Regions from separate parts of the Mus musculus genome. Here regions 1, 2 and 3 are each linked to region 4. A link is a loop called in an ENCODE intact Hi-C map of the cell type or tissue named here. Cell type or tissue: heart. All regions are shown on one strand. Region 1 holds the start of Ddx59 (DEAD box helicase 59). Region 2 overlaps Platr22 (pluripotency associated transcript 22). Region 3 holds the start of Gm19705 (predicted gene, 19705). Region 4 holds the start of Zfp281 (zinc finger protein 281).

Region 1 (8,000 bases), 210 kb before region 4:
TTTTTATCTTAAATGTTAAGCTGGCTTTACCCAAGACCCACATAGAAGTGAGTTGCGCTCCCCAGGTAGTGATGAGTAAGTCACCCCACCCTTGCTTCCATGATAACACTAAGAAATATGAGCACTTCAGGGCACAGGTTCAAAGCATCTCTGGGAAAACCAAAGGAAGTTGGGCAGGGCTGGGGAACACGTAGGCATGAATGTTTCTAGGGTTGGGTTTTAATGTTCCCAAAGCTTTCAAAAGGATTGAGAAATGCTGGGAACATTGAAAATGGTGGCTAGAACCGTGTGCCTTGGTTGACATTAAAGAGACCTGCAGGTGGTTGCCTTAGTTTGATCTTCTGTTGCAGTGATGAAATGATGACCAAACCATCTCGGGAGGAAAGGGTTTGTTTGACTTACACTTCTGGGTCTAGTCCATCACTGAAGGAAGTCATCACTGAGGGAAGAAATCAAGCAGAAACGGGAGAGGGGTAGGGGAGGAGGGGGAAGGGACTTAAAAAGAATCATAGAGGAATGTTGCTTACCGGCTTGCTTCCAGGCTAAAATTATTTCATTCACTTTCTTGTGCCACCCACAGTGGGCTGGGCCATCTCACATCAATCATTACTCAAGATGATGCCCTAACCGGCAGCCTACAAGCCAGTCTGATGTAGGCCATTCCTCAATAGAGGTTCCTCATCCCTAGCAACTCTAGTTCGTCATGAGGTAATAAAAGCAACCAGCACAGCATTGTAGTCTAATGAATGTAGGACACAGACCTTGGATTGTGTGACCATGGAAAGTTGTGTACATACTAGAACCCGTTTCTTCATTAGTACGTTGGGGATAAAATTTCTACTTTATAGTATTATACTGAAAATTAAACATGACAATGTACGTTAAATTTCTTGATGATGCCTAGGTAGAGAGAGTTCTTCAGTGAAGACCTGGACAGCCCTGGAAAATGAGCTCCTGTTTTAAAGTCGGTTGAACATGCAGTAGAGTGATATAAAATTATTTCTCCTGCTTGGGTATGGAGCATGGCAGGAGCGGGTGACTGCACTCTTGAGAATGCATTCAAATCTAAAATCCTAAAATATATATACATTAACGTTTAAGTTGCTTTTCTAATACTGATCTTCAAGTTTATAAAAGTAAAGGGCTAGAACAGACCTACCATCTTTATGGAAAGCGGCTGATCTATTTTTAACCATTGATGGACTTGAGGCAAACAGATGAACAGATCTGAAGATCAATATTAAAAAAGAGGTTTGCCCTATTAAATTCCTCCTCCTCTTCTTCCTCCTCCACAGCTTGGCCTCAAATTCTTGACCCCTGCCCTGCGCTTTACCCTCCTGAGTGCTGGGATCATGGTGGTGTGCTGTCAGACCTAGCCATCATTTTTCAACATTCACCATTCTATAGAAATACTGTGTTTCCAAACACCATCATCACATTGAGGCACTGAAAAAGGACAAACTGATTCTAAGAGCTGTACTGAAGATTAATTAAAGATAATTAAGAAACTCCTAGAGAAAGTCAAAGTGGGGGAACATGTTCTTCCAGCTAGCAAAACCTGTAATAATGCTATAGTAATAAGACAGGGTGGTAATGGCATCGGGAGAGATGACCTAGAGGAGAATAATGAGCCCTGAAACATTCTAGTGCATTTTGAAACATTGATACATCCCAGATGTAACATTGACAGTCATTTGAAAAAAGATCCTAGTTAATAACTACTATTCAGACAACTACCTTCTTGCCAACTGAAGTCCAAATCCTCTCCATTCTAATCAAGAAGTCGATCCTTACTTCATAGCAAACACAAACTAATTCCAACGTGGAGCCATGATTTAACTATAAACAAGAAAACCAAAACTTCCCAAAAATCCTAAGAAAAGAAATCTTCATTTTAGGATATGCAAGGCTTTTTGGACATCAAAGTTGCTAGCTACAGAAGAAGAGACAGACAAACCTAAGTACATTAAACTTGTTAAGTTTTACTCATCAAAAGACTCCATAAAGGAAGCAGGAAGAGAACCCAGAGTGGAGAAACAGGCCTGGCATCCCAGTGTTTAGAGTTTCAATCCAGCCTGGGCTGGGGAGGGAGAGTCTGCCTTGGACTACAACTGGCAAATTTTAAATAGAGACTGAATCACAGCCATAGTATTGCTTCAATGTTAAATTACCTAAATTTGAGCATTGTTCTGTGGATACGTGAAAGAACAGCTTTGCCTTTGGATGCTATAATGTATTCTCACACTGTTCAACAACACAAATCCTGTTCCAAGCATACGAACTGAGCCCATGTGAGGAACATGGATGCTTCATTCGTCAAAACTTTTCAGAGTCTGATTCTTTTCAAAGTCAACTTTAAAACTGAAAACATAGGGGCTGGAGAAGATGTTTCAGTGATTAAGAACACTGGCTCCTCTTCAAGGCCCACGTTCCATTCCCAGCACCCACATGGTAGCTCACAACCTTCTGTAACTCCAGTTGTAGGGGTTCTAACATCCTCTTCTGGCCTCTGTGGGCACTGTATACATATGGTTTACAGACATACACGCAAATAAAATACCTATAAACAAAACATAAAATAAGAATTATTATTTTTATTGAAAATAATTTTTCATACCATATACTGTGATCTTGGTCTCCCCTCTCTCAGATCCTCCCAGATCCTTCCCAACTCCCCACCCACCAACCATATCCCTTTCTTTCTCTCTTTCTTTTCAGAAACAAATAGGCAAACAAACCAGAATTTTTAAAAAAGAAAGAAAAAAGGGAACACAGACACACAAAACCCAAAACCTATAATAACACAAAACTAGAAACTGTAATATATAAGCAAAAGACTAGTTAGACATAAAATGCAGAAACAAAGTAATATGAGACAAAATGTCTACAAAAATACCATTGATCTGGTCATCCACTGCTGGGCATGGGATGGCTGTTAAGGGTGGCTGGCTTGTACACCCTGTGAGACTCCAGTGGAGAAAGTTATTTTTTTCTTTGCAAGCAGGTATCAGTTGGAGACAGCTTCTTAGGAATAGGAGCTCATGTCTTCTTGCTTCTCTGTTCTAGGACTCCATCTGTCTTGAACCTATTCAGGCCCTGAGCATCCTATTTCTAGGAGTTCATATATGTGTGTCAGTGCTGTTGTGTCTGGAAGACACTGTTTTCCTAGGGTCATCTCTGGTTCTTACAATCTTTCTGTCTCTTCTCCCTGGCTCTCTGAACCCTGAGAAGAGGGGTTTGATGGAGATTGAGTCTCTGTCTCTGTCTCGCTCTCTCTGGAGAAAACTTTATCTGATGATGGCAGAATGAGGCACTGATCTATGTGGAATGCACAACATAGCAGGAACAAGAGATGCTGCCTCACCGAGGCAGAGAGAACTGGCTTCCCAACGTTGTGCTCTGACCTTCATCTGCAAGTAACAAATACAATTTTAAAAAATTTTAGAGAGAAAGTCAAAGCTGAACACCTCTAAATCCTCTGACCTTACAGTGCACCTCCGAGGGACAAAGGGGATTCTCTATTGGAGGCAACGACAGTGATCTGGGGGCCTTGTTTACAATTACCAGGGGTGTGGCCTGGCTTTGTAGGGGCAGGAGTTTATATGATTGGAAGAGACTTAAATAAAAAGATACAATCTGGCCATGTGGCACATGCCAGTTAACTCCAGCACTTGGAAGGTGGAAGCGGAAGATCAGAAGTTCAGGGCCATACTCTGGTACATAATGAGTCTAACGCCAGACATGAGACCCTTTCTTAGAAGACCAAAATAAGAAAAAATAATAAAGTTATGAATATACATTAAGTTCAAAAGTATTTATTTATATTGGGAATAGGCAAATTACATGTCAGCAAACTCAGGTAAGAGTGCAAGTTTATAACCTTCAAACTCAGAAAAATGCACACATTTACTGTATGTCCTATAGACAAAGGATGTAACGTGATCCCATATTCACATGTGTTATGAAACTAAGTACAGTCTTGACAGGAACAGTATCCCATTTATCTGACCAGTAAAGTTAATTTCTATAGTACATTTCAGTGAATCATAGAAAAAAAAGTTAATAGAGGAAATACTGGGGCTGGAGAGGTGGCTCAGCGGTTAGGAGCACTGACTGCTCTTCCAGAGGTCCTGAGTCCAAATCCCAGCAACCACATGGTGTCTCACAACCATCTGTAATGAGATCTGACGCCCTCTTCTGGTGTGTCTGAAGACTGCTACAGTGCACTCATATAAATAAAATAAATCTTTTTTTTAAAGCAAATACTGGAAGGCTACACATACATAAATATATATGGTATGCATTATTTTTATAACGCTCAAAAGGTAAACAAAACATTGTCAGCCAAATGTATCTACCAAAAATGGCAAGCTGAACACACACCCACACACCATAACGAAGCAAGTAGAATCCGATACAGAAATGCTTTAGCGTTTATTAATTTACTAATGCCAACATAAAAGTCAGAGTTTTGTTTTATTAGTATTTTCACACTTAACGTAGCTGGTAAATTAATTTTGTATGCATCAAATATTGGGTCGAAATGTATCTTTCAAAAAAAAATAACACCCAAAACCTCACCTCTATTTCCCTGCTTCTCCTGTCCAACTTCCTCCCCACCCCAACAGAAGTGCAAGTCCTGGGACCTGTCAGGCTGTTCCAGAAGTTGGCAAAGTGAAGGCCACCCGTTGGAACTAGGGAGACTTTGAAGGTTGGTTTTAGTTTTGGTTTACACAGCGCGGGGCGGAGTGCTGCATCTATGAATATTTGGCATATTAACTACGCCATATCAAGTTGCTCGGATTCTCGAGTTATTCTCAGTATCTGACAGGAGGTTTTCCTGGCCCACTCAAACTTCCCACTTTCTAAGCGTGGAGGGCCCCGCCCTTCCTGGCAATCCTTTCTCACCAGCCTACTCCATGCTAGAGCCTTCCAAAAGGATTCCCACATCTGCCCGCTACCCTGTGCACCGCCCTCCGCAGCGCGTCACCGCGAGGGCGTGGCCAGATGAAGCTCCGCCTCCCGCTGTGCGCAGGCGCGGGGCCCTCAAACCCTGGCTGGGATTGCGGAGCTTCCCGGCTACTCGGCCGGAAACTCGGCCCTGCGCCTGGACCGGAGCGGCCCGAGCGGGAACGGACGCGGCCCGGTCCGCGCGGGTGAGCGTGCGCCGCCCTGGCAGCTCGGGCCTCGGGCCTCCGGCTCCCGCTCCTGTGCTCCGGCGTAACCTGCGTGCTGGACGGCGGCTGCGGACTAAGTCACGCCGCTCGCCGGGGTCCTCGTGACGTGCGCGTGCCTGGAGCGCGGGCCCGCGGGCGGGTGGGGAGGGCGGGAATGCGCGGGATGCGGGCGTTGCCTGGAGCCGGAGGAGGAGGTTGTCGGCTCTGCCGCCCCGAGCGCCCCACCCATTCCCGCTCCTCAGAAGCTTCAGGCGGTTTGGGTGCCATGTTTTTTGTTGGTTTTTTTTTTTTTTAATAGAAAATGGGTACTAGCGATTTCTTAAGTTTTGTTTTGTTTTTGAGAAAATTAAGTTTATTTCATGGTCCCAAAATGTTAAACATTCTTTCCCCAATCACTAATTTGTTCTCCAGAGCAGGAATACTTGGTTTCTAACACTTAGGAATTGTTATTTGAATAAATAAACTTAATTCCTAGGTGGCTGGAGTTTTCATCTGCTTCTGTGTGTGTGTATATATCAGTGTTTTTCTTTGGAATGTGGAACTCAGACTCTCACTTGCTAGCAAAGCACTCTACCACTGAAGTACATTCCCAATCATTCAATATACATGTATCGATTATGCTACCTGATATGTATATCATGTAAATATATACATATATGAACTTAGGGTTGCAGTGACCTACTTTCCCAGGTTGTGAAGATTAGCAAAAAACGACGGAGAATGAGCACTCTTATGTATATAAATATAATTGCATTTTCCCCTTTTGAACTGTTGTTTTGATTTTTTTAAGATTCTTAATTGTGAAGTATCTTCTTGTGTGAAAATGCAATTGAAGGATATGCTGTAGAATTTCTATAATACCTGCTCCATAATAGTACAAGTGATGGGTCAACAGAAACAGGTGGCGTGCACAGCAAGGTTGTGGGGAACCGTAGGCAGTGTTTCATAGGGCAGTGTCTGAGGAAAAAGACTGTATCCCTTCCCCCAGAGGAAATTGATAAGTGGAAGTTGGCTTAAGTAGGGACATGACGGCTTCACTATTGCCCTGAGTAAAATTCTCTGACACAACATCGTATGGGCTAACATGGGAGCTTAATTGAGGGTAAAATATATCTCATGGTGCAATTTCCTCAACAGAATGTTGAAGAATGTTTGTTCCAAGATCTTTGAAAATCAAGAGGAGTTCTAATGATGACCTCAAAAGCGGTGAAGCTAAAAAAAGCAAGCCAGAAGCAGGAGGCCTTCAGGTGGAGGGAGACAGAGATACTCCGGTCCACACATCAGTCACTGAGGAAGCTGTCACAGCAGACAAGCCCGGCCATGCATCAAGCACCAACAGTCCTTCTTGCCAGTTGGCTGAGGTTTCTTCCACAGGACCTGATGAGGGTGTGAAGGACAGCCACCCATCTGAAGAGCCTGTAAAGTCGTTTTCTAAAACCCAGCGGTGGCCAGAGCCTGGGGAGCCTGTATGTGTCGTCTGCGGTCGTTATGGAGAGTATATCTGTGACAAGACGGACGAAGACGTGTGTAGCTTGGAGTGCAAAGCGAAGCATCTGCTACAAGTTAAGGAAGGGGAAGGATCATTAAGACCCAGCAGCCCACAGAGAGTGGCTGCCGAGCCAGAGTCCCCACTGGATGCCTTTTATGTCTACAAAGAGCACCCCTTTATTGTGACCCTCAAGGAGGACCAGATTGAAACCCTTAAACAGCAGCTAGGAATCTCAGTTCAAGGACAAGACGTTGCCAGGCCCATTATCGACTTCGAGCACTGTGGCTTCCCTGAGACCTTAAATCAGAACTTGAAGAAATCAGGCTACGAAGTGCCAACCCCCATCCAGATGCAGATGATTCCTGTGGGGCTCCTGGGAAGGGACATTCTGGCCAGCGCTGACACTGGCTCAGGGAAAACAGCTGCTTTTCTCCTGCCTGTTATTATCCGAGCTTTCTCTGAGGTAATTTACCAATCTGACATGTCTTCCTCTCTGAAACAGACGCGGGATTTACCGAGTTTCATTGTGTGTAACTGATAAACTTGCACGCTGCTGCTTAGCATTTGCGAATTAAGTCACCAAGGTGCCGGTGACTTTGCTTTGTTTCGTGTGTGAAAACATCACTTCAAAGAATATTCCTTTTATTGCTGAACCAAAGATCTCTCTTCCTGGCAGGTCTAAAAATTAATTTCCTTACAAGACATTTTATTTTTAGCAGCTTTTCTATAAAAGAACAAAGTTTTGATCTGCAGGCAAAACCCTGCTTACCAGATGGATGAGCCGTAGCTTATGTCAGCTAAGCCTCTCGGGGTTTGGAGGAACGGGCATAGCATATTAAAGTTATAATGCAGTTGCAGCATGTCACGGTATATTCTTTTTTTTAAAGTATTGATTTAGTTATTTAGTTATATGAGTTGAATGCTCTATTTGCATGTATGCCTGCATGACAGAAGAGGGCATCACATCCTCTTATAGATGATTGTGAGCCACCTGTGTGGTTGCTACGACTTGATCTCAGGACCTTTGGAAGAGCAGCCAGTGCTCTTAACTGCTGAGCCATCTCTCCAGCCCCTAAAGTATATTCTTATTTTTTAATATATATATATATATAATTTTATTTTTGGCTTTTTGAGACAGGGTTTCTCTGTGTAGCCCTGGCTGTCCTGGAACTCACTCTGTAGACCAGGCTGGCCTTGAACTCAGAAATCCACCTGCCTCTGCCTCCCAAGTGCTGGGATTAAAGGCATGAGCCACCACTGCCTGGCAGTATATTCTTAAGTGTAACCCGCAGTTCATCTTTAAATAGTACTGCTGGGCCTGATGGTTGTAGGGT
Region 2 (8,000 bases), 100 kb after region 4:
TCTGTAGGGCTAGGCATGTCCTCTCCCACTGAGGCCAGAGAGGGCAGCCCAGCTAGAAGAACATATCCCACATACAGGCAACAGCCTTTGGATAGCCCCCACTCCAGTTGTTAGGGACCCACATGAAGGTCAAGCTGCACATCTGCTACATATGTGTGAGCAGGCCTAGGTCTAGCCTGTGTATGTTCTTTGGTTGGTGGCTCAGTCTTTAAGAGTCCCAAGGGTCCAGGTTAGTTGACTCTGTTGGTCTTCCTGTTGGAGTTCCTATCCCCTTTGGGACCCCCAGTCCTTCCTCCTATTCTTCCATAAAAGTCCCAAGCTCCATCCACTGTTTGGCTGTGGGTGTCTGTATCTGTCTGAATCAGCTGCAGGGTGGAACCTCTCAGAGGATAGCCATGTTAGACTCTTGTCTGTATGGTTCAGGATCTGAAGGTTTGATGAGGATGGCAGGAGAGGTGATGGGTACCCCTGGGACAGCAGGGTACTCAGAGCCCCATGATTCTTATAAAACCTGGCACAAAGCACTGTTTCTTAATTCACTCTTCAACTAACCAGCCAGCCAGCAAACCAACTAACCAACAACTCACCCATCCACCCACCTAACCAACCAACCCACCAACCCACCAACCAACCAACCAACCAACCAACCAACCAACCAACCAACGTATTTATGTGGTCTCGACTGGCAAGATGGGAACTAGAATAGGGGTTAGAAAGAGATAGTGTTGGCTCAGCAGTTAAGAGCACTGACTGCTCTTCTGAAGGTCCTGAGTTCAAATCCCAGCAACCACATGGTGGCTCACAACCATCTGTAATGAGATCTGACTTACATATAATAAATAAATAAATAAATAAATAAATAAATAAATAAATCTTAAAAAAAAAAAAAAAAACAGGACAGTGGTGGCACACGCCTTTACTCCCAGCACTTGGGAGGCAGAGGCAGGTGGATTTCTGAGTTCAAGGCCAGCTTTGTCTACAGAGTGAGTTCCAGGACAGCCAGGGCTATGCAGAGAAACCCTGTCTCAAAAAAAAGAAAAAAAAGAAAAAAAGATTGTGCCTTCATGTAATTTACAGATAACTGAGGGAAGCAGGTATTCAATACTCAATTCATGAATATCTTAGTAATTACTCATATAATTCTAATATCGCAGTGGAAGACAGAGGTAGCAGGTAGGTACTGGAAGGAATTTGATCTAGCAAGACCCTTGAGGAAATGTGGAGTTGTATCTGAAAGATGAAGTCCAGCATCAAATGGGAGCTGAGCCTGTTCTTCCACGTTCCTGGGACAGGGAAGTCAGTGCCTGGGGAGATCACTCAGGTCAGTAGCAGCCCCGTGCTAGAGGAGACTGGGGCCACACAGGCGGACCTGTGTGGGCTGTGGAAGGGAGTTCCAGGTTCATCTCCCAGACCAGAAGAGTTTGCAGCAGGGAGAGGGGCTACCATTTGTTTCTTTGTTGCTCTTCTTACTACAGTGAAAAGGATGGATTTGATATGGGCCCAAGGTGGATGTGAGGAGCGGGATTTGGGGCCACTGCAGGGCTCAGGTATCATAGATGGAAAAGCTCAAGACAGAGGATGGCAGTGGATAGGGGTGGTGTGGAAAGATTCAAGAGGTTATTGGGAAGCAGAATTGACCAAAAGCATGAATGAATTAAAGAGAGGACAGTTGTTCCATAGTCCCTGAGCTTTGATTTTGGAGCTTAAGGAAGGTCTGTATTGATGGGGACCGTGGATAAGACCAGAGTGGGTCTGCCCTGGGAAAGCTGAGTTTGGAGTTGACATTGTGGGTTTAATGTTGCATAAATAAATAAATAAATAAATAAATAAATAAATAAATAAATAAAATAAAGTTTTAAAAAAAGTAAATTCCTTTAGCTGGACTTTTATAAGAATTGAATTCAAGAAGAGTTAGGAGCGGGCATGCTCAATACCTACCATTCTCTCATGAAACCGGGTTTTATAGGCGCGGGTTCATTTATTCCTCGTCCCTCATCATTTTATGTTTAAGAGCAAATGCACTTAAAACCACTGTTTGGAACATCGCTTTTACTAAAGAGGGGACCACTCTACCATCAGTGTAATTGCTTCGGCACTGTCTTCATGTAGACAGACTTGTGTAAGCCATCATTAATCCTTTGTATAATTAATGCATAAAATGCAGAGTTTCTATTACTGGAAAAGCAAACTCAAGCATCACGCTGGTAATATCAATAACATGCATTTGTAATTACATACTGTAGATAACTCTGAAAGCTACATTTTATTACATTAATAAAACAGAAAACCCCCTGAAGCCACCCAGAAGCAGGCAGCGGTGACGCTGTGAGAGCTTGCTGCTTTGTCTGTCAGGAGTCTGCAGGGCGCTGGTAGCCGGTCGGGACACACATACTACACAAAAGGATGATGTTCATATTTCTATTTTCAAAAATAGTATGAATTTACTATACAAATTAATGAGCTGGATTGTGACATTTTCATATGTGTGTCATGTTCTTTGATTATATTCCACCTCCATTACCCTTTTTTTTTTTTTTTTTTCTCCAAGACAGAGTTTCTCTGACTGTCCTGGAACTTACTTTGTTGACCAGGTGGATCTTGAACTCACAGAGATCAACCTGCCTCTGCTTCCAGAGTGCTGGGATTATAGGCGTGCACCTCCTGGCTTTTCTCTTCATTCTTCAAGGAATGCCCATACTGGCTTCCAGAGAAGCTTGGTCACGTTACATCCATCTCTATAGTGTAAGCATCCTTCCTTCCTCGCTAGTATTTGTTGTGATCTGTTTTCTGGGTGATAGCCATTCTTCATGGCATGACATAGAGGCGCGTTTGTTTTCTTTTCTCTTTTTAGACAGGGTCTTGCTCTGTATCCCTGGATGGTTGGAACCCATTCTATAGCCCAGGTAGGCCTTGACCATGAGGCAGTTCTGCGTCAGTCTGCTGAGTAGTTGATCACACACCTGTACCATGAGCTCTTGACATAATCTGCCCTTCTACTGACTGAAAATTTTCATGTGTCTCTTTTTCTTTCCAGATTCTGGATATCAATCTCTTGCTCAGTAGATAGGGGGGTAACATTTTCCTCCCATTTTGAAGCTTGTCTCTTCACTCTGGTAACGGTTTCCATGGCTATGCATAAACATTTTAACTTCATGTGGATCATGTTCAGGGCAGGACGAATGTTCAGGATGGACAAGACCAGTCGCTACTCCTTATGGAGCCTGTCACTCACACCATAGAGGAAGAAACCAGGAGGGCTATTTTGGGCAGTTCTAAGATGCTCCAAGGACTGAGTAAGTCTCTCTTCTAGACAAGACATGGGGGAAAAAATAGCTTCTTGGGGGGATGCAAGAGTGAAAGTCTCCAGATTTGGAGATCACTGGAGAACATTCAAACCATCTCAGCAGCTGGCTCCTGTGGTCAGTGCTTGCCTAGTGCTTAAGGAAGAGCTTGGGTTTCATCCCCGGCACTAGAGAAGACAGTGTCAGAGACGATGATGGCTCTGTGTAACCTACACTGTGTAAACAGAGAAGGCATTTCTACAAGCTAAACAAACCATGAAACCACGAATCCTCACACCCTCGTTACTATCTCATGGTGATCCAAGATCCAGAGCCTGTCAGAAGCAGATGGAGACACAACCCAGAACACCCACAAGCCATTCCCATCCAATTTACCCCAGAAATGCAACTCTCTCTGACTGTGGGACAAGGTTAAAGGGTTTTGTTTTGTTTTTCTTTTTTTCTTTCAGTAGTTAACCACCAGATTTGAACCAAAAAACATTTAGTGTTTAAAAAAAAAAAGAAGAAGAAAGAAAGAAAGAAAGAAAAAAGAAAATAATTTCCAAGAATAATCTTGTATTTAAATTATTGTCCCAGGATGTATGATTTATTTGTACTGATTTTTCTCCCTACAGCACAAAACAATGAGGTTGCTTTGCTTGGGTATACCGAGGGACTTTGGGCTGTCCATATTTGTCTACAAAAATCTATTGTGGGAATCGGAGAGACAGCTCAGTGGTTAAGAGAACTCGCTGTCCCTGCAACCACACAGCACCTGACAACTGGCCATAACTCTAGTTCTAAGGATACAATGTCCTCTCAGACTTCGGAGAGCACCAGGCATGCATGTGGTGCATAGACACACATGTGAGGAAAACGTTCATAGACATAAACTAAAGAAATCTTTCTAAAAAAGGTTTTATTTAAAATATGTATGTTGTGTTATTTTCATTCGTTTTTCTGGAGACAGGTCCAGGCCTTTGCAATATCCCCTAAGTGGTCTGTGAGCTCCCTTCCCCAGCATCTATGGAACATTTATGGACCAGAATATAAATAGGTTATGAATACAAATAGAGCCCTTTCTTCCCTTGCTGTGTATTTCCTCATATGGCCAACAGGTGGCAGCATAGACATCAACCGTCATCTCCCAGCCCCCATGCCCCCCATCTTCTGGACCTCAAATAAATTTGAGGAGTGAAATGTAATTTTTAGATCCCATTAGCAACCTAGCTTTGGCTTGCATAGATTGTGGACAAAGTATCTTATCAAACTGCCCTCAAAATCTCTGTGGAAGAATAAAGAGAGATTAAATAGCAGTCACAAATATGGAGCGACAGTATTTGATACGCTTTGTTAGTGAGAGAAAAAAAAAATACTCAGTTGCTTGAACCAAAGGTCCGCACAGACTGTAAAATCTTACAGACTCTCCCAAGCTGCGGTGAGTGCTTTACTCCCGAGCATCACAGTTTCAAACAGCATCTGTAATGAATGGCTTTAAGTACTTTTTCATTCACAAAAGCAAAACCATTTCTTGGAACCAACAGCGGAAAGACCTCTTTCACGTCTTCGGCTCCCCAGAGGGCTGTGTAGAACAGAAAAAAAGGGAAGCTGTCCTGCACTTGTGCCCCTGAGGGCTTTTAATTTTGATTATTAAGTATCACTTTCTGTATTACTTTTTATTTTTGTGAACTCTCGAGAACCCTGGAGGGGTTCCACCAATGGAGGGAGACATCCACCAATGTCTGTTATGAATTCTTTTATTTTTATTTTATGTGTTTTGTCTGCATGTATGTCTCTGTCAGGGTGTCAGATCTTGGAGTTATAGACAGTTGTGAGCTGCCATGTAGGTGCTGGGAATTAAACCCTGGGTCTTTAGACTCCTAACTGCTGAGCCATCTCTCCAGCTCCTATGAATTCATAACAATGTGTACATTAGCATTTTTTTTATCTTTAAGTTAGTTTAAATGTCAATATTTTAGGCAGAAGATTCTGGGTCCCTCCTTCCTCCAGGGTTTCTTTGTGTAGCCCTGGCTGTTTTGGAACTTGTTCTGTAGAGCAGGCTGATCTCAACTCTCACGCATCTGCCTGCCTCTGCCTCTCAGAGTGCTGGGATTAAAGGTATATGCCCCTACTGTCTAGCATTTCTGGGTCTTTTAAAAAAAGATTTATTTATTATTATAATCTAAGTATACTATAGCTGTCTTCCGGTGTACTAGGAGAGGGTGTCAGATCCCATTACAGTTGGTTGTGAACCACCATGTGGTTGATGGAACTTGAACTCAGGACCTTCAGAAGAGCAGTCAGTGCTCTTAACCGCCAAGCCATCTTTCTCCAGCCCCTGTTTCTGGGTCTTAATGTGGCTGATGACAATGATGTAGCTCAGGATTAACTTAATTGCTTACTGATATATGCCGTGTGCTACCTGTGATTCTTAGCTATGGAATTAAGCTTTCACTGAAGTCCAAAACAAGTCTGAGGTCAAGTGTCAATGGGACCAGGGCTTGGTGGGCTTGGTGAGGCCCATTGTGCCTATTGCTTCTTTTCCTTGAAAAGTTGCCATAAATTTCTGTTATTAGGGAGCATGGAACAAATAGATGGACCTTCAGTGTCGCCAGCTGTCCTGTAGGGAGAAGATGATAGATAGAGAGGGCCTGGTGACAGTTGACAAATATCAACAGAAGGGATGCAAATGTCTCGGGGAGAATAGAATTTGGAAACTGTTTGCCTGCCTGCTTGGGTTCATTTTTCACAGTCCAGTTCAAACTGTGAGGCTCCCTTGAAATGTAAAATAGCCTCGGGGCAGAACCCTGGAGCCAGGAATTTGCATCTGAGTTCAGCTTCTTTCAGATAATAATTACTGTTAGAAGGACCTCTGTGGGTCAATCCGCCACCAATCAATTAGTATTTATGGAAATGTGTTTTCTGTCTAGTCTTCCATTAAATGTTGTGAGCAACAGGAGACAAACTGAACCCTAATCCCCCTGTTGTATTCCTGTTGTCCTGCTGTGTGGGGCCTGGGTAGAGAGTGAGCGATGGGAGCCGGGTGGAGGCGGGAGTCAACACAATTGTTTAATGGTTATTTATTATATCAGTGCTGGGATTTGAACCTAGGGTCTCTGACTAGGCAAGTACTCTACCACTGAACTACATCTCCACAGTTCTCCCCCTGCCCCTTATATAAAATTTGAGACATCACTAAAATCTCCAGGCTAGCCTTGTACTTGGCAGTCCTCCTGTCAGCTTCCACCAGGCTTCCCTGGTTAGGTGTTTCAATGTGAGCCATTGTGGCTCAGGGACAAACTCTCTCTTAGACTTCTCTCCTCCCATTAGTCCCAGTGCCTGACACACCTGGAGTTGTTCCCGTTTATAAAATGTTTTTATAAAATGTTTTTATTGGATAACAGACCAGATGAGTTTCAGTTTGAAATTCCCTAAGCTGCTGTTTAGTTCTCAGGGGCGAGGTGTGTGTGTGTGTGTGTGTGTGTGTGTGTGTGTGTGTGTGTGTGTGTATTTTCCTGTTAACTGTGACCCAGAAGGCTGATGGGTCTGGACCAGGGTGGGTGGCCTTTTCTCCTGACCACTTCATCTGTCTATACCTTGGGGACTGTTTTAAAAGCTCCAGGTGTGGGGGAAAGGAGCGACGGACTCAACCAAAATGGAGTGCAGCACACTTTGATTTAATTTCTCCATAAAGGAAAAGGGCTCCTTTTCGGAACTTTTCTTATGCGAGATTCTGACATGTTGGCCCCATGTACTGTTACTTAGGGCAAAAAGGTAAAAACGAAACAAAAGCAACCCTCCCCCAACCTCAGCCACCCACGGATTTATAAAATTCACAAATAGCACTAAGGTTAGTGTATTTTCAGGTGTGGTACAGGTCTGTAATCTTAGCGGAGGCAGGTGAATTGTCTCTGAGCTTGAGGTCAGTCTGGGCTACACAGTCAATTCTAGAATAGCCTTGTCCATCAACTTCTTTGAAATTTTATTTATTCTGCATTTTGTTATTGTGGATTGTTTTAAAGATTTATATATTTATTTTATGTAGTATTTTATGTACTACGCCTTAGAAGAAGGCATCAGATCTCATTACAGATGGTTGTGAGTGTTCAGCAGTGGTGGCGCATGCCTTTAACCCCAGCACTTGAGAGGCAGAGGCAGACAGATTTCTGAGTTTGAGGCCAGCCTGGTCTACAGAGTGAGTTCCAGGACAGCCAGGGCTACACAGAGAAACCCTGTCTCGAAGGAAAAAAAAAAAAAAAGATGGTTGTGAGCCACCATGTGGTTGCTGGGAATTGAACTCAGGAAGAACAGTCAGTGCCCTTAACCGCTGAGCCATCTCACCAGCCCTGTGGATTGTTTTAAAAATTATGTAGGCTCTCATATAGCCCAGGCTGGGCTTGAGTTTATCTAGCAGCTGAAGATGGCCTTGAACTTCTGACCCTCCCATCTTCATCTCCCAAGCAGGGATTACAGACATGAACCACTGCTCTGGGTTTATGCAGAGCCTGGGATCCCCACCCCCACCCACCCCCTGGTCTCAGTGCCAGGCAGGCATGCCACCCATTGAGCCCCAGCCCATCCCTCAGAATGCTTCTTGACAAAACGCATATGACATTTGAAGCCCAGAAGGAGAATGTGCGAGGACTCTCAAATGCCCTGTAGGACTTAGGAAAAACTCAAGAAATGAATATGAATTCATTTATGCTGAAAATAACCACC
Region 3 (8,000 bases), 61 kb after region 4:
ACACATGTATGTATGTATGTATGTATGTATGTATGTATGTATGTATGTATGTGTAGTGTGTACTTTGATGCCAGTGATGAAACCCAGGACCTTGTTCATGCTGAGAAACTTGATACCTGTGAGTCTCCCTCCCAGCAGTTATCAGACTTTGTGATATGTTTCTGATGCTTTGATTAATTGATTAATTGTGTACTACTAATAGTGGGAGCTTACTATGAATGGAACATTTTTTTGTGTATTTAGGATTATGGTTACAAATATTTTTTTTAGCATAGAATGAAAGGCAGAGAGAGAGAGAGAGAGAGAGAGAGAGAGTCTTTAATTGCTGAGCCGTCTCTCCACCCGCATAGTCTATCTTTTGACTTTTATTTTTATTCTTTAATTGTAGGTGTATAGGTGTGAACCAAGTGCACGTCTAGTTCCCTTGGAGGCCAGAAAGAAGGCGGTGTCAGATCCCCAGGAACCATAGTTACAGATGGTTGGTGAGTTACTGTGAAGGTGCTGGGGAATTGAACCCAGGTCCTCTGTAAGAGCCGCCAGTACTTTTAACCTCTGAGTCATCTCTCAAGCCCCCTGTATTTTTGAAATAGGGTCTTACTCTGTAATTAGGACAACCTGAAACTCACAGTGTAGCCCAGAGTGACCTCGAACTGCTTCAACCTCCAGAGTGCTTGTATTTCTGGCACTACCTGCCACACCTAGATTTTTATTTTAAAATTTTATTCATGTTCATAGTTGGAGGGTTTGGTTTCGTTATAGTTTTGGTTTTGGTTTTAGAAACTTGCCATGTATCTCGGGCTGATAGTTGCAGAATGCTTTCTCCTGCTTAGCACGTCCTCAGTGCTTAGACGGCATGCACTACTACACCTAACCAAAGAAAAGCTTTGTGAGAAAATTATCCATAAAGTATCATTAAATTTTTAATTGATGATTAGTGTGTATGTGCGATACGTGTGTTTGTGAGCGTGAGCCTGTATGTGCAGCATCATACGTGTGGAAGTCAGAGGACAACCTTCCAGAGTTGGTTTCCTCTTCCCATCATATAGAGGCAGGATCTCTTGTTTCGGGGGTGTTACGGTACGTACTCCAGGCTAGCTGGACAATTGTGTCTCAGTCTGCCATCTGCCTAGGAGTGCTGAGAGGGTAGGCATGTGCTATGGCATCTGGCACTTCTATGGGGTTCCAGGAACGGAATCTGACCCTTGAGTGTACACATAAGCACTGGCCAAATCATCCATCCATCCAAGTATGTATGTATGTATGTATGTATGTATGTATCTATCTATCTATCTATCTATCTATCATCACCTGTTTCTCTGTCTGTCTGTCTTTTGAGACAGTCTCCTGTAGCTCAACCTGGCCTGGAATTCTCTATGTAGCTGCAAGTGACCCTGACCTTCTGAGTCTTCTCTACCTTCCAGTGTAGTCTCCCCTCCCCCAGCCTGAATCCTGCTTGCTCAGGGGTGGAGCTTCCCGCTCAATCGTTCAGCCATGCCCACTGCTGGAAGCTGCCGCTTTGCTGTTCGGAGCCGGAGCCGTACACGTGGTCACCCTGCTATTGGACCCCAAGACTAATTGGCGGGAATCGGGCCCCTTCCCCTGCTTTATAATTGCGTGTGGAACAGTAAAATTGAGCTTTGATCAGAATGCCTGTCTTAGCTGCATTTCTTTATCTCAACATCTAGCCCCTCTTCTCTTCCAGTTTTCCAAAATGCCTTTCCAGGCTAGAACCCATGTTGTGATCTGCTGGCCGAACACAACATTCCAGTACTAGGATTGCAGTGTGTGCACCGCCATCACTCAGTTATGAGGTGCTGGGAATCAGTCGGGGTTTTATGCATCCACTTCAAATATACATATAAATAAAATGTAAACACATATATACATTATCTTAAGAAGGTAGAACATAGATGTAAAGGGCAGGTAGTGTGGTAACTCCAGGAAGTGGTATAAAGGGTGTTGCTGTGCCGACCATCATGTGAACATGTTTGCAGGTCAAAGGTGAAAATGCTGGTGCAGGAGGGTGAATGGGGGCGAAAGGTGCCCATTTCTGCATGCAAAATGTGCTGTCAGGCTCAGAATCCTTGCTGCAGAACTGTGGCCCTCTGTTCCAGCCAGCTGGGAATTTTACTCAGTGGTTGTGCAGGAATTTTACAGGAATGTCTCATTCAGGCAGTGAGCCACTATTTTCTGACACACAGTTTCCAAAACTGCTTATTTCTACATAGCTTTTTTTTTTTTTTTTTTAAATGTTGCAGATGTTTAAACCTCAGACAGGATGGGGCTGGGGCTGGGCCAACAACTTGCTCAACATTCTTCTGAGTCTGACGGGCTGGTGGAGTGTGAGCGTGGCTCCTAAATTTCTTGGGTAGGACTGAAGAAGCACTTTTAAGGTAAACTATTTTCCCTGGCCTTCATTCTTGAGGATGATGCAGGCTGTTACTAACTGGTTCACCTCAAATCTGAAGAGCCCCCCCACCCCCACCCCCAGAGGGGAAGGTAGAGGAGTTGCCTCATTTCCAGCTGCTGCAGAAGGAGGAGGGATTGGGTGTGTGCCCAGCTGCGGGGCTCAGGTACAGATGGTCCAGTGTGCGCTGGGAGGACCCGAGGAACGGCCCAGCAGGCAAGGCTCTCTCCTTCTCCACAGATGTGTCACTGTTACTCCAGCTTGCTCCCATTTATTTCTTTATTTTTACGATCTTATGAAATGCCATGGACCAGACCTGGAGCAATAATAAGAGAAGAAAGGAAGTATTTGGAAATATTAAGAGAGACCCGCGGTTGGGCTGGAACATCCTGCATTAGTCACTGCTGCTGTGGGAAGCCAAAGACTGTGAAAGGATATCTTTTTACATGTCTTACATATTTAGAGACGCTGCCCTTTCGAGATCCCATTGCGCATATCAACAGGGTTGCTGGGGAACTGGCTCTGTCCTCCAGATATCCCCAAGTGTGTGTGTGTGTGTGTGTGTGTGTGTGTGTGTGCTTCTGGTTAAGTTCTTATGCTAATGCTTTGAGGAACTGAAGCCAGGGAGGGATGTGGTTCCAGCTTCATGTGCTTAAAGATCCTCTGCCAACAATGAGCCATTTTCCAAGATTATTTCCAAAATCACACCAAGATTTGGTGTGAGCCCTCCATAAAAGAAAGGCTTTGCCTTTGAGTCTGTGTTCATATCTAATGTTGCTATGCTGGGGCTTTCTTAACCTCTATCTTTCATACACAGATTCAGCCAACAAGGTTTAAAAATATAGTCAGACTCACGTACTTAACATACACAGATTTTTCTTCCTTGCTTTTAAAATACGGGAATAACTATGTGTAGACTCTTGCATTGTATGAGGTATTTTAAGTTAACTGGATATGACAAAGGGTACAGGTGGGTGGGTCCAAGTTCAAGTTAAATACTGTGTGGTTTCATACAGAGGATTTGAGCTTCCATTCGTCTGACTTCCTTGGGAGTCCTGGAACCAGCCCCATACAGATACCCAGGAACAGCTGTGGTGTATTAAGACGGTACCTGTGAACAGAAAGATATATGAGCCCAGTCCCTTTAAACAACTGCCCTTATCCAGGTGTCTGTGGGCCCTGGTCCAAAACTGAAATTTTGGGACCCTGTGGACTCAGGAGGGAAGAGGCTATGTTTTCCCTGACCTCTGACTGCAGCGTAGTATAAACTTCATTCAGGAATGGCGACAAAGCTTAGGGATGTTAACTGTACCCGGGAAGAGTCACACATTTTCAAATTATACTACAGATGCTTTATCAACTCTGTCCCCCTCCCAAGCTCCTACTTATTTGTTATAAATAACAAATGCAGCCGGGTGTGGTGGTGCATGCCCTTAATCCCAGCACTCGGGAGGCAGAGGCAGGCGAATTTCTGAGTTCGAGGCCAGTCTGGTCTACAGAGTGAGTTCCAGGACAGCCAGGGCTACACAGAGAAACCCTGTCTCAAAACAAACAAACAAACCCAAAAACAAATGCATTTGTTATTTTAAAAAAAAGTCATATGTTTTGAAAGGTGTTCAAAATATAAAACTCATAAAAGGGGGGGAGTTTTTGACGATTACAGAAGGGGCATAGTGATGACAGATTGCTGAGAAGCGGGGATCTGCGCGTGGCTGGAGCGATTTCCAGCACAGCCTGCTCTTAGCCTCAGGGCTAAATCTGAGCACATTTGAGAATATTTTGGACCTGAAAGGAGGTTGGGCATGAAAATAACCACTGTGTCTAACCAAGCTTTTGAAACCACAGGCTGATGGGAAGACGCTGCCTGGTCAAGTGTTCCGGATGCAGTCGTGTGTCATCTGTTTTCCCGACACCCTTCTCACTTGCTAGATAAGGGGCAAACTTATTTTCCATGTTGCAAAAATAGGAAATGAGGTATAGGGAGTCTGGGAGAATTATTACCCAAGATCGCAGTGAGTCAGAGGCTTTTTGAGTACCACAGAAGCCCTGGCTCCCTCCCTGATCATGACCCCAGATTTGCTGTGTGCAGGCCTTGCGGTTTTAGAGGAAAATGTAGTAATTTCACTTTCACTTTTGTTTCTGTTTGGTTACGGTACAATCTTCAGTTTAGGCAAATAAAGAAATCTTTTTTAACCCCAGGCCCCCCCCCCACACACACACACACTATGGCCTTCTTTTTGAGACAAAGCGTCACTGGCTGGTTAGTTTTGAACTCTCTGTAGAAAGTGGATTGGACTTGAACTCACAAAGATCTTCTGCCTCCTGAATGCTGGCATTAGAGGCACGTGTCAACACACCATGGTTTTGTTTTTGAGACAGGGCCTCCTGTAGGCCAAGCTGACTTCTAGCCAGCTGTGACATCCTGAGCTGATCCTCTTCCTTCGACCTCCTAAGGCTACAATTAGTCAGCCTAGTTTCTGCCTGCATGCTGGGGACTGAACCCAGATCCCAGATCTCTCTCTCTCTCTCTCTCTCTCTCTCTCTCTCTCTCTCTCTCTCTCTCTCTGCTCACATGTGTGTAAGAACTCTATTAACTGAGCTATATTCAGCCCCAAGTAAAGCAGGTTTTGTTTGTTTGTTTGTTTTGTTTTGTTTTGTCTTGTTTTTCAGGGTTTTTTTTTCTTTTTAGGAATTTCTTCTTTGGGGGGAAATATTGTTGATGATTCAGTTGAATCTAATTAATGCCTGTTTGTTGCAAGCCTCTTCTAGCCAGTGAGGAGACACTGAGTGATTTAACCCCAAGGTTTCTGTGGAGCATGGGACTAAAGGACCAAACTAAACTTGATTTTATAAGCTTTCAGGGGTCCTGGTGAGTTATTCACTTTCTGTCCAGAAAAAAAAAAGGGGGGGGGCTTCTATAAGGAAGGATACGTAGGCTTTTGCAGAGTTCAACCTGTTTGGGACCCACCCTAGCTGAGTTGCAGGATTAATTTAGGCAGAGTATTTTTGGCATGGAACAAAAACAGTAATTCCTTGAAGGAAACACAAAGCTGTTGTGGCCACAGGGTAGAAAGAGAGATTGAGATTAAATCCAAGCAGGTCAGAGGATTTGGTGTCTGGCAGGTTGGCCAGTGTCCCTGGATATAAGCCTGGGGTGTCAGCTGGGTATTGATCTATGGGTGGTAATATTGTAGGCAGAGAGAAAAGTCAGGGCAAGCCAGACCAGGCCAGGCCAGGGAGCATAACAAACAGGAACAGGCCATTGCACCTGAGGCCAGTTTCTCTGGACATGGGGTTGAAGGAGAGGAATGATCAGAAAGAACTCTTACCCTGAGATGGGCAGGGTCTGGTGCTAGTGCTACTGAGATGAGTGAGTAGTCTTCCAGAAAATTCTTCCAGGCAGATATTCTGTAGTTCCATTAATCGGTTGGTTTTTTTTTTTAGATAGAAGCCTTCAGCTTGGGCTGGAGAGATGGCTCAGAGGGTAAGAGCACAGACTGCTCTTCCAGAGGTCCTGAGTTCAATTCCCAGCAACCACATGGTTGGTTGCATGGATGGCTCACAGCCATCTGTAATGGGATCCGATGGTCTCTTCTAGTGTGCACGAAGAGAGCAACAGTGCACTCAGATACATAAAATAAATAAAATGAACCTTTAAAAAAAGAAAAGAAAAAAAAAGAAGAAGAAGAAAAAGCCTTCAGTTTGGTACCTTCTGAGGCTACAAAACCCTTTTGCTGGTCAGCACTTTTTCTCTGTCTCCCAGCTCTAACCCTTCACCTTTTAAAGAGTCACAAGGGCTTGCTGATTCTATTAGAACTCTTTAGAAGTTGGTTTCTGGGGCTGGAGAAATGTCTCAGTGGTTAAGAGTACATACTGAGCTGGGCAGTGGTGGCACACGCCTTTAATCCCAGCACTTGGGAGGCAGAGGCAGGAGGATTTCTGAGTTCGAAGCCAGCCTGGTCTACAAAGTGAATTCCAGGACAGCCAGGGCTACACAGAGAAACCCTGTCTTGAAAAACCAAAAACAAAAAGAGTACATACTGCTCTTGCAGAGGACCTCCGTTCGATTCCCAGGACCCATATCAAGTGGCTCACAACTACCTGTACCTTCAGCTCTAGGAGGACCCGAAACCCTTGGCGTCCATGAGCACCTACCTGTACTTACACCCATGCCTCTGCACATCATTTAAAAAATTAAAATAAATGCAAATTTTGTTTTTGTTTTTGTGGGCCACCACTGCCCAGCTAAATGCTAAATTTTTATTTGTTTGTTTGTTTGTTTGTTTTAAGGTTAATTTTCTTCACACAGAGGTGAAGTTACTGGGTCAATGCATATAAATTTAGAAGGCAGAGTAGGTAGGCATCAGTAATTGCTTGTGCCACTGAATTCTTTGTGTTGTATATTGTTTTCCTGCCAATAAACTCTATGATTGTTATGCTCTAAGAAACAAACACCATAAAGTCACATCATGCGATAGGTTTCACATGGGAGGTTTATTGGGGATGGGGTATACAGAGGCTGGCTCTGGGCGAGGGTGGAGGGAAGAAGAAAACAGGGAGAGTGGCGGGGGGGGGGGGGGTCTGGCTTTTTATAAGGGGGTGTAAAACATACACAGGGGGAGGATATGTGACTCTGTAACACTGAGAATGTGTCAAATCTTGGCAGCTAGTGATGACATCTGCTGTCACTAGGTCCCTGGGGGCAGGTGGTGGAGATACCTGGTTACCAGCAGTGATTTCTCCCTAGCTTGGTTCTTTTCTTATATATAAAAGCTCCCCTAGTCAATGTTTCTTTGGAGCCTCCCTCCCTCCCTCCCTCCCTCCCTCCCTCCCTCCCTCCCTCCCTCCCTTCCTTCCTTCCTTCCTTCCTTTATTTTTGTTTATGTACATTGGTAACTTGCCAACATGCATGTCTGTATAAGGGTGTCAGATAACAGGAGTTAATGACAGTTGTGAGCCACTGTGTGGATGTTGGGAACTGAACCTGGCTCCTTTGGAAGAGCAGCCAGTGCTCTTGACTGCTGAGCCATCTCTCCGGCTCTTTGGGAGCCTTTTCTTAAAAGTAAAATAAATAGTAAGCGCTTGGGAGGCTAACGTAGGAGGTCAGGGCTAGCTTGAACCATATAGCAAGACCCTGTCTCAACCCCTGCCTTACACACAAGGTTCATGGGCCCAGTACTGGGTTTGACATTATTAACTATAATATTGTGTGTGGCCACAGCTTGTCACATAACGATGAGCATCTTCATTTTACAGATGTGGAAACTCAGAGAGGATGCCACTGTTTTGAACTATTTTGAAGGCACAGCCACCAGAGCTTTAGGTGAGTGACTCTATGCTTATAGGCCCAAATGTATCTTCACCCCCTCTCACTCCCTGCGCTGTACAGTTTCCCATTACCCAACATGCACTTCTGTTAGCAGCTGACTCTTTCCTAAACCTATTCCTCCAGGGACTTACTTAGCTAGACAACCAGCTTTTCAGTTTCTTCCTTATTTTCCTACCTAACTTTATTAAATTAAATTGTTTATTTTTTGAGACAGGGTCTCACCTTGTAGCCCTGAATGACTTGGAATTTGCTGTGTAGACCAGG
Region 4 (8,000 bases):
ACTTATGTACATTTATATCTTGGCACGGCTAGACACTGTGGATGGACATCCCTGTGGATTTCCTAGTGGGCAACACCCCTCAGGTATGAGGGAGTTTTCATTCTTTAAATGTGGCATGGTGGTAGCAGTCAATGTGTAAAGAGTGGAGGTTGGTTTCCCCCAACTGTATTTTTCTCTGTAGGCTATAAATGCAATGAATCATTATGACTCCAGGTGCTAATGTCCAAATGTTTCTATCTATTCTCTCCATGGAGAATATACGATGCGTTTGCGACCCTGGGGTTTATGAAGATCTGCTAGATCAGAACTGCCCAGAGTCACCCTATGCAAGGCCTACAAACGAAAGACTTTAATTGTTAATGTTTTCCCTTTCTCTGCTGGGCCAGCATCGGGGAGATGCCTCAAGAAAGTCACAGAACCCCTAGGTTGTCCTGAGTTTCAGACTTCTGTGTGGTCTGTGAAAGTCACAGGGCGGGGGGGGGGGGGGGTTGCTTGGTTTATAGAGTGAATCTGTCACATGAGAGAATAAACAGAGAAACAAGAAACCTTGAGATGGGAGCTGCCTATAGCCAAAGTCCATTTTCCTCTAGATCCTGTTTTCAAAATGAGGAGGGTTAAAAGAAGATTGTAATTTAAGCAGGTAACTGAGACAGAAGGGCAGTAAAGAGCTCCAGGTCTCCCTTCATAGTCTGCTCAGTTTACCAGGACATCATCATTCATTCATTCATTCATTCATTCACCTCTGTCTGCCTGCCTCCTGAGTGCTGATCTTAAGACCTGTACCACCACTGCCTAGCCCATGATTTTTCTCTTATTCTTTCCTTTAGAGAAACCTGACCTTGCGAAAACTATATCTAAGTTATATGAAAGGTCACAGATGACTTATTTGATTTCCAAACTATAGATTTCATGCAAACAGCTTGGGCTGCTAACATGGAAGCTGCAACAAATATTGTGCAGTGCTCAGGAAGCTTTGGTTACTGAGGAATTAATGTATTTCACACAGTAGAATATTCCTCATTCATCAATTGTTGCGGCCGGCCAGCAGCTCGCAACAATCAATAAAATCCGAGGGACCTGGGCCCAGTGACCTGACTCAGTGGGTAGAAATGGTCGCTCTTAAACCCAGTGACCTAATAAGTCTGACTCATGAAACCCAATGGTAGAAGGAGTGGGCTAGAGCTGCCACATGTCACTGTGTAAGAGGTGGTAAGGGAATTATGGGCAGAAAAGGTGGAGAGGGCTTCTTGGCACCTTTACTTACCTACTGAGCCACCTTGCTGGCCTGGCAGATCAGTCGTGTTCACTATCTTATATCTTATATAGTAATCTGTTTAGGTTTTCTTTGTTTTGTTTGGAGACCATTTCACCATGTAGTGCCAACAAGCCTTGGGCTCACTATGTAGCCCAGCTTAGCTTTGAACTTCTAGCACTGCTTGCTCCTGTGTCTAGAGACTTTGCAATTAAAAGTGTCTGCTACCACATCTGGCCAAAAAGGTTTAAAGGTGCGATTTATGGCTGGAGAGATGGATGGCTCAGCTGTTTAGAGCACTGGCTGCTCTTCCAGTCCTGAGTTCAATTCCCAGCAACCACATGGAGGCTCACAGCCATCTGTAATGGGATCGGATGCCCTCTTCTCTACATGTACATGCACATGCAGATTGAGCACTTATTTACAGAAAACAGATAAATGAATCTTAAAAGAAGTGAAGTATATTTTGTATTTTACAATTTTTTTTCTTATTTTCACTGGTCCTGTGAACTAAATCTATGGCTTCACATGTGCAACAAAAGGTCTCTAGCACCATGCTTTTTTTTTTTTTTTTTTTTTGCCAGTCCCGAGACTCAAACCCAGAGCCTTGTGAATGCTAAGTACAATACACAAAATCTCCAGCCCGAGAGATGGCTCAACAGTTAAGAGTACTGTCTACTCTTCAAAGGACCTGGGTCAAATCCCAGCACTCACTGGTTTGAAAATGTCTGTAACTCCACTTCCAAGGGCTATGGATACCCTCTTCTGACCTCCTTGGCACCAGAAATGCACATGGTACACATGTATACAGGAAGGCAAAAACAATCATGCACATAAAATAAAGTTTAAAAAAGAATCTAGCCTGGTGTTGGTAGTCTACACCTTTAATCCCAGCACTTAGGAGGGAAGATGGATCTCTGTGAATTCTAGGACAACCTGGTCTAAGGGAAAGAGAGATCTTGTCTCAAACATAATCTTTTTAAAAATTAAGTGTTTTTAAAAATATTCATACTTCTGGGTGTGGGGGCTTAGCCTGTGATTTCAGTACTTGGAAGGCAGAGATAGGAAGATTATGAATTGGGAATATAGTGAGACTCTGTTTCAAATAGACAATTCGCATTTATTATCTTTTTGAGGATTTATTTACTTTATGTATATGAATTTTTGCCCGCATCCATGTATGTGCCATGTTCATGCCTGCAGGATCCCCCTAGGTGGGTGTTGGGAATTAAACCCTGATCTTATGCAAGAAAAACAAATGCTCTTAACTGCTGAGCTATGTCCGCAGTCCCTATTACCTACGTTTATCTCTTTCGTTTGAGGGTTTAAAGGAGTTGGTTGGTTTCACTGGTACTGGGGTTCAAGCTTTATCCACAGTAGGCAACCACAGTATCACTGAACTATGTCAGTAACCTGTAGTGTTTAATCTTTCAATTATTTCCTAATTTTATAACTTCAAAGATGATAAGATATACTGAAGTTGCTGCTCCAAACGGAGTTTAGACGGAGTTTAGAAATATTAAGTGTTTCATCATCTAGCCACCTCCTAATTATTATTCCATGTAGTTAGGATACTATTTCTATTTTCTATCACCAAAGAATTGAATAGCACAACCAGTATAAGTGATGTGCTGGTGTGTTATCATATAAATGCTCAAGGTACGACTTCTAATGGTGAAAAACGGGAAAATAAATGGACGTTGATGAAGTGTGTCTTCTTTTGTCTGTTCCCGGGAAAGTTTATTTCGGGCATTTCCACTGGCGGAATGATTAGCGCTAACAGCTTTCCCCCTCCGTTTTATTTTACAGGGTCTCTTCATCTTCCTGATATATGGGGTATACAACCTAGAGGTAAGTCTGCTTGGAGTAGCTCAAGGCTGACAGCGTGAATGAGAGAAATGACAGGTTTCTTATCTTGATAACTGTAGAACAAAGTTGGCTTTCATATGAGTGTCCCACTGCCCTTCATGCTTGGGCTGGCTTATGTGCAGCCCAGCTTTACCATTAAACATGGACACCCTGAGTACAGGGACAGCCTCATTTCTCACTGGCACTGACTAATATTTTATTACTGTCTGAAGTTTTTGAATTTTCAGTGTTCAACGCTTAGCTATACCTGGTAGTTTCAGGAAATAATTTAACTGTAGTTCCATGGGGCTAGGAAGATACAATGCCTCATGAAACTATTCATAAAATACAGTTTTAAGGTTTCTGGGCAGGCTCAGAGAGGCCTGTGTTGGTAAACAATACACCGCTATGGCTTTAATTGCAAAATTTCTCAAGGAAGTTATTACAAGAAGTCATCTCGAGAAACACTATGAGAATATGGACGTGTGATTTCTTTAAGAAAACACACTATGTAAATAACTGTTCTCCAGGTCTTTTTATTAAAAAGTCTGTGGTGTATAAATACACCTAGGAAAGTTGCTGGTTTAGATTTTTGCATGCTCGCTGTGAATGCCTTTTATACATTATTAGGCACTAAATTAATATCTATTTGGTTTTGTCGATAGAACTTTTAATTTCAAGATTTTATCTAATTTCCCCCAACTGAATAAGGAACAACTTTTCAAGTTTCTAGGTATTCTATACTGGAGGGGTTGGGAGAGTGGGGTATGTATCCTAACAGAGATTTTAAACAAGAACGATGGCCAGTATTTGAGGCTAGTTAGTATTCAACGTAATAAGCAAATTCAGACAACTGAGAAAGTACGTGGCATTTAAATACCATCTGATGATGAAGTGTGTGTGGGCGTGTTTTACAGGACAGCTGCACCTGGGATTACACGTGGTTTCCCTTTGCGTAGCCTTCAGGTAGGCTGGCACTGAGACAATTTTCTGCAGCGGTCCCTCCTCTATGGCAGTCTCAAAGGCTCCTTCAATAAAGGCAAAGACAAGCGTTATTGCTGTCTCCATTCTGAAAAGGAGTAAAAGCTATCTGTAATCAATACCGTTACGAGTTTAAAGCTTTCAGGCAGAATCACAAGTACCTTAAGGAATCCTATTCTCTGTTTGATTTTGATTCAATACTTGGATTGCAAACACTAAAGTGAACCAAATGCCAATGTTCAGTTTTCAGTGTCTCCACCTTCCCTAACCCCTTCCTCTGCAGCTCCCACGCCACGCTGCAACACGCTCTCCTGGCGTCCCCGGACTTCCCGCCCCTTGGGCTCCACCTCCGGAGCGCCTTCTCCCTAGAAACCCTCAGCCACTGTCTGCCCCTCAGCAGGGCCACCAATCACGTCCCCTCGCTGCGGAAGACCCTCCGCTGTCCGCCTCCAAGTCCCCGCCCCTCCCACCTAGCCCCCAGCAGCTCCGCCCAACCGCCCGCTTGATTGACAGGCTAGCCAGGCGGAAACTGAGGCGCAGGCGCACGGGGCTCGCCGAGCGCCCCTCTGGTCCGGTCGAGGACTTCCCGGCAGACACCGCGCCGCGGCTGCGCAGAAGCGGGGAGGCTTTTAATTCCATTGTGGAGAGGACGGCGTTATTTTTATTAACTGGAGGCGACGGCGGCTGCGGCGGCGGCGGAACCCGTAAGTGTGGCCGGCGGGCCGGGGCGGGCGCGGGAGCGGCCAAGAAGGCCGCGGGGTCGAGCGCGCCGGGCCGGAGGCGGCGGGGCTGCGGACGGGAGCCGGGCGCGGTGCGGGCTGGGCGGCGGCGCGGCGGGTCCCAAACGCTGCGGTGGTCCCGGCCCGGGGCCCGGCCCTACCGCCGTTCCCCCTCTTCCCTCCTCTCCCTCCTCTCCGCAGCCAGGCCTCCTCCGGGGTATGAAAATCGGCAGCGGGTTCCTTAGCGGCGGCGGCGGTCCCAGCAGTAGCGGTGGTAGCGGCTCCGGCGGCAGCTCCGGCAGCGCCAGCGGCGGCAGCGGCGGCGGCAGGAGAGCAGAGATGGAGCCCACCTTCCCCCAGAGTATGGTTATGTTCAACCACCGGCTTCCCCCGGTCACCAGCTTCACCCGGCCGGCGGGGACGGCCGCCCCTCCCCCGCAGTGCGTGTTATCCTCCTCTACCTCCGCAGCCCCGGCCGCTGAGCCCCCCCCTCCGCCAGCCCCGGACATGACTTTCAAGAAGGAGCCGGCGGCGTCAGCCGCGGCCTTCCCTTCGCAGAGGACCTCCTGGGGATTCTTGCAGTCCTTGGTGAGCATCAAGCAGGAGAAACCTGCGGATCCCGAGGAGCAGCCGTCCCACCACCACCATCACCACCACCACTATGGGGGGCTGTTCGCTGGGGCTGAAGAGCGATCACCAGGCCTAGGAGGAGGGGAAGGGGGGAGCCACGGCGTCATCCAAGACCTCAGTCTTCTGCACCAGCATGCCCAGCAGCAACCGGCCCAGCACCACCGCGATGTATTACTGAGCAGCGGTAGCAGGACTGATGAGCACGGCAACCAGGAGCCAAAGCAGGACGCTAACGTCAAAAAGGCAAAGAGGCCAAAGCCAGAATCTCAGGGAATCAAAGCCAAGAGGAAGCCAAGTGCATCTTCCAAACCTTTGGTTGGAGAGGGAGAAGGTGCCGTCCTGTCCCCAAGTCAGAAACCTCATATCTGTGATCACTGTAGTGCTGCTTTCAGGAGCTCCTACCACCTGCGGAGACATGTCCTCATCCACACGGGCGAAAGGCCTTTCCAGTGCAGCCAGTGTAGTATGGGTTTCATCCAGAAATACCTACTGCAGAGACACGAGAAAATTCACAGCAGAGAGAAACCCTTTGGGTGCGATCAGTGCAGCATGAAGTTTATTCAGAAGTACCATATGGAGAGACACAAGAGGACACATAGTGGAGAAAAGCCATACAAGTGTGACACTTGCCAACAGTATTTTTCAAGGACTGACAGATTGTTGAAGCACAGGCGCACGTGTGGTGAAGCCATAGCAAAAGGAGCCGCTAGTGCAGAACCTGGGTCATCAAACCATAACAGTATGGGTAACCTGGCTGTGTTGTCTCAGGGAAATACAAGTTCCTCAAGGAGAAAGTCGAAGTCGAAAAGCATAGCTATTGAAAATAAGGAACACAAGACTGGCAAAACAAATGAATCACAAATGTCAAACAATATAAACATGCAGAGTTATTCAGTAGAAATGCCTACTGTGTCTACCAGTGGGAGCATAATTGGCACTGGAATAGATGAACTGCAGAAAAGGGTGCCAAAATTGATCTTTAAGAAAGGAAGCAGAAAGAATGCAGATAAAAGCTACCTTAATTTTGTGTCACCGTTACCAGACGTAGTTGGGCAGAAATCCTTGTCTGGTAAGCCAGGTGGCTCACTTGGCATCGTATCGAATAATAGTGTGGAGACCATTAGTCTTCTCCAAAGTACAAGTGGCAAGCAAGGCCCGATAAGTAGTAATTATGATGATGCCATGCAGTTTTCAAAGAAGAGAAGATACCTACCAACTGCCAGCAGCAACAGTGCCTTTTCTATCAATGTAGGACACATGGTCTCCCAGCAGTCAGTCATTCAGTCTGCAGGGGTCAGTGTTTTGGACAATGAGGCGCCATTGTCACTTATTGACTCCTCAGCTCTAAATGCTGAAATTAAGTCTTGTCACGACAAGTCTGGAATTCCTGATGAGGTTTTACAAAGTATTTTGGATCAGTACTCTGGCAAATCAGAAACACAGAAGGAGGATCCTTTCAATTTAACAGAACCACGAGTGGATTTACACACCTCAGGAGAACACTCTGAATTGGTTCAAGAAGAAAATTTGAGCCCAGGCACCCAAACACCTTCAAATGATAAAACAAGCATGTTGCAAGAATACTCCAAATACCTCCAACAGGCTTTCGAAAAATCCACTAATGCAGGTTTTACTCTTGGACACGGTTTCCAATTTGTCAGCTTGTCTTCACCTCTCCACAACCACACTTTGTTTCCAGAAAAACAGATATACACTACATCTCCTTTGGAGTGTGGTTTTGGCCAGTCTGTTACCTCAGTGCTGCCATCTTCGTTGCCAAAGCCTCCTTTTGGGATGTTGTTTGGATCTCAACCAGGTCTTTATTTATCTGCTTTGGATGCTACACATCAGCAGTTGACACCTTCCCAGGAGCTGGATGATCTGATAGATTCTCAGAAGAACTTAGAGACATCATCAGCCTTCCAGTCCTCATCTCAGAAATTGACTAGCCAGAAGGAACAACAGAAAAATTTAGAGTCCTCAACGAGCTTTCAGATTCCATCTCAGGAGTTAGCTAGCCAGATTGATCCTCAGAAAGACATAGAGCCTAGAACAACGTACCAGATTGAGAACTTTGCACAAGCATTCGGTTCTCAGTTTAAGTCGGGCAGCAGGGTGCCAATGACCTTTATCACTAACTCTAATGGAGAAGTGGACCATAGAGTAAGGACTTCAGTGTCAGATTTCTCAGGGTATACAAATATGATGTCTGATGTAAGTGAGCCATGTAGTACAAGAGTAAAGACACCCACCAGCCAGAGTTACAGGTAAGGTCTCGAGAGTGACCAGGCTGGGAGTCTAATGTAATTTTGTTTTATTTTGAGAACACTGCCATTGGAATGTTTCTACACGATCCTATTAAGAATAATGTAATGCCCTTTCAATGCAACTTTTCATATTTAGTTTATTTTGTTAGTGTGATTTTAGCTCTGTTTGTATTATGATTTTTAATCAAAATCAATAGATTAAAAATAGTTTGACATTCAAAGTGACAATGTTTAGCAATCAAATTTACATGTATAGATTGTCAGGGAATAGCCCAAAAGTTTTAAATGCAAAAACAAAAAAAA

Evidence for each region. A loop is a pair of places that touch in the nucleus more often than their neighbours do. Peaks named below come from ENCODE experiments on the same cell type or tissue, not always from the same donor. Only the 100,000 strongest peaks of a DNase experiment are listed, where the experiment ranks them.
Region 1: a loop joins it to region 4, with 2.6 times the contacts of the local background. A loop is called at or near these places in 2 of 42 quality-filtered maps.
Region 2: a loop joins it to region 4, with 4 times the contacts of the local background. A loop is called at or near these places in 14 of 42 quality-filtered maps.
Region 3: a loop joins it to region 4, with 6 times the contacts of the local background. A loop is called at or near these places in 14 of 42 quality-filtered maps.

What each region holds. Positions count from the first base shown.
Region 1 is chr1:136,410,268-136,418,267 of GRCm38, forward strand. It overlaps Ddx59 (DEAD box helicase 59), which reads left to right and starts at 5,004. Exons shown (of 8, transcript NM_026500.3): 1 at 5,004-5,156; 2 at 6,315-7,129. The coding sequence starts at 6,326. 9230116N13Rik (RIKEN cDNA 9230116N13 gene) reads right to left here and starts at 5,252. Exons shown (of 3, transcript NR_024328.1): 1 at 4,582-5,252; 2 at 2,897-3,410; 3 at 1,649-2,560. In heart, a CTCF peak has its summit at 4,197 (motif pointing left); a DNase peak (open chromatin) is centred at 5,004; H3K4me3 peaks cover 1,424 bases; H3K27ac peaks cover 1,367 bases.
Region 2 is chr1:136,721,937-136,729,936 of GRCm38, forward strand. Platr22 (pluripotency associated transcript 22) reads left to right here. Exons shown (of 5, transcript NR_037986.1): 3 at 2,635-2,742; 4 at 2,856-2,903; 5 at 3,035-3,792. Among named protein-coding and RNA genes, the nearest start is that of Platr22, 30 kb to the left of the region's middle. In heart, a CTCF peak has its summit at 4,393 (motif pointing right); no DNase peak of the experiment used is centred here.
Region 3 is chr1:136,681,081-136,689,080 of GRCm38, forward strand. Gm19705 (predicted gene, 19705) reads left to right here and starts at 2,316. Exons shown (of 3, transcript NR_045324.1): 1 at 2,316-2,393; 2 at 7,664-7,730. It also overlaps Gm41958. In heart, no CTCF peak of the experiment used is centred here; DNase peaks (open chromatin) are centred at 2,271, 2,901, 4,331 and 4,801.
Region 4 is chr1:136,620,267-136,628,266 of GRCm38, forward strand. It overlaps Zfp281 (zinc finger protein 281), which reads left to right and starts at 4,635. Exons shown (of 2, transcript NM_177643.4): 1 at 4,635-4,785; 2 at 5,006-8,000. The coding sequence starts at 5,020. The coding sequence ends at 7,701. In heart, a CTCF peak has its summit at 4,664; DNase peaks (open chromatin) are centred at 4,565 and 5,365; H3K4me3 peaks cover 2,508 bases; H3K27ac peaks cover 1,958 bases.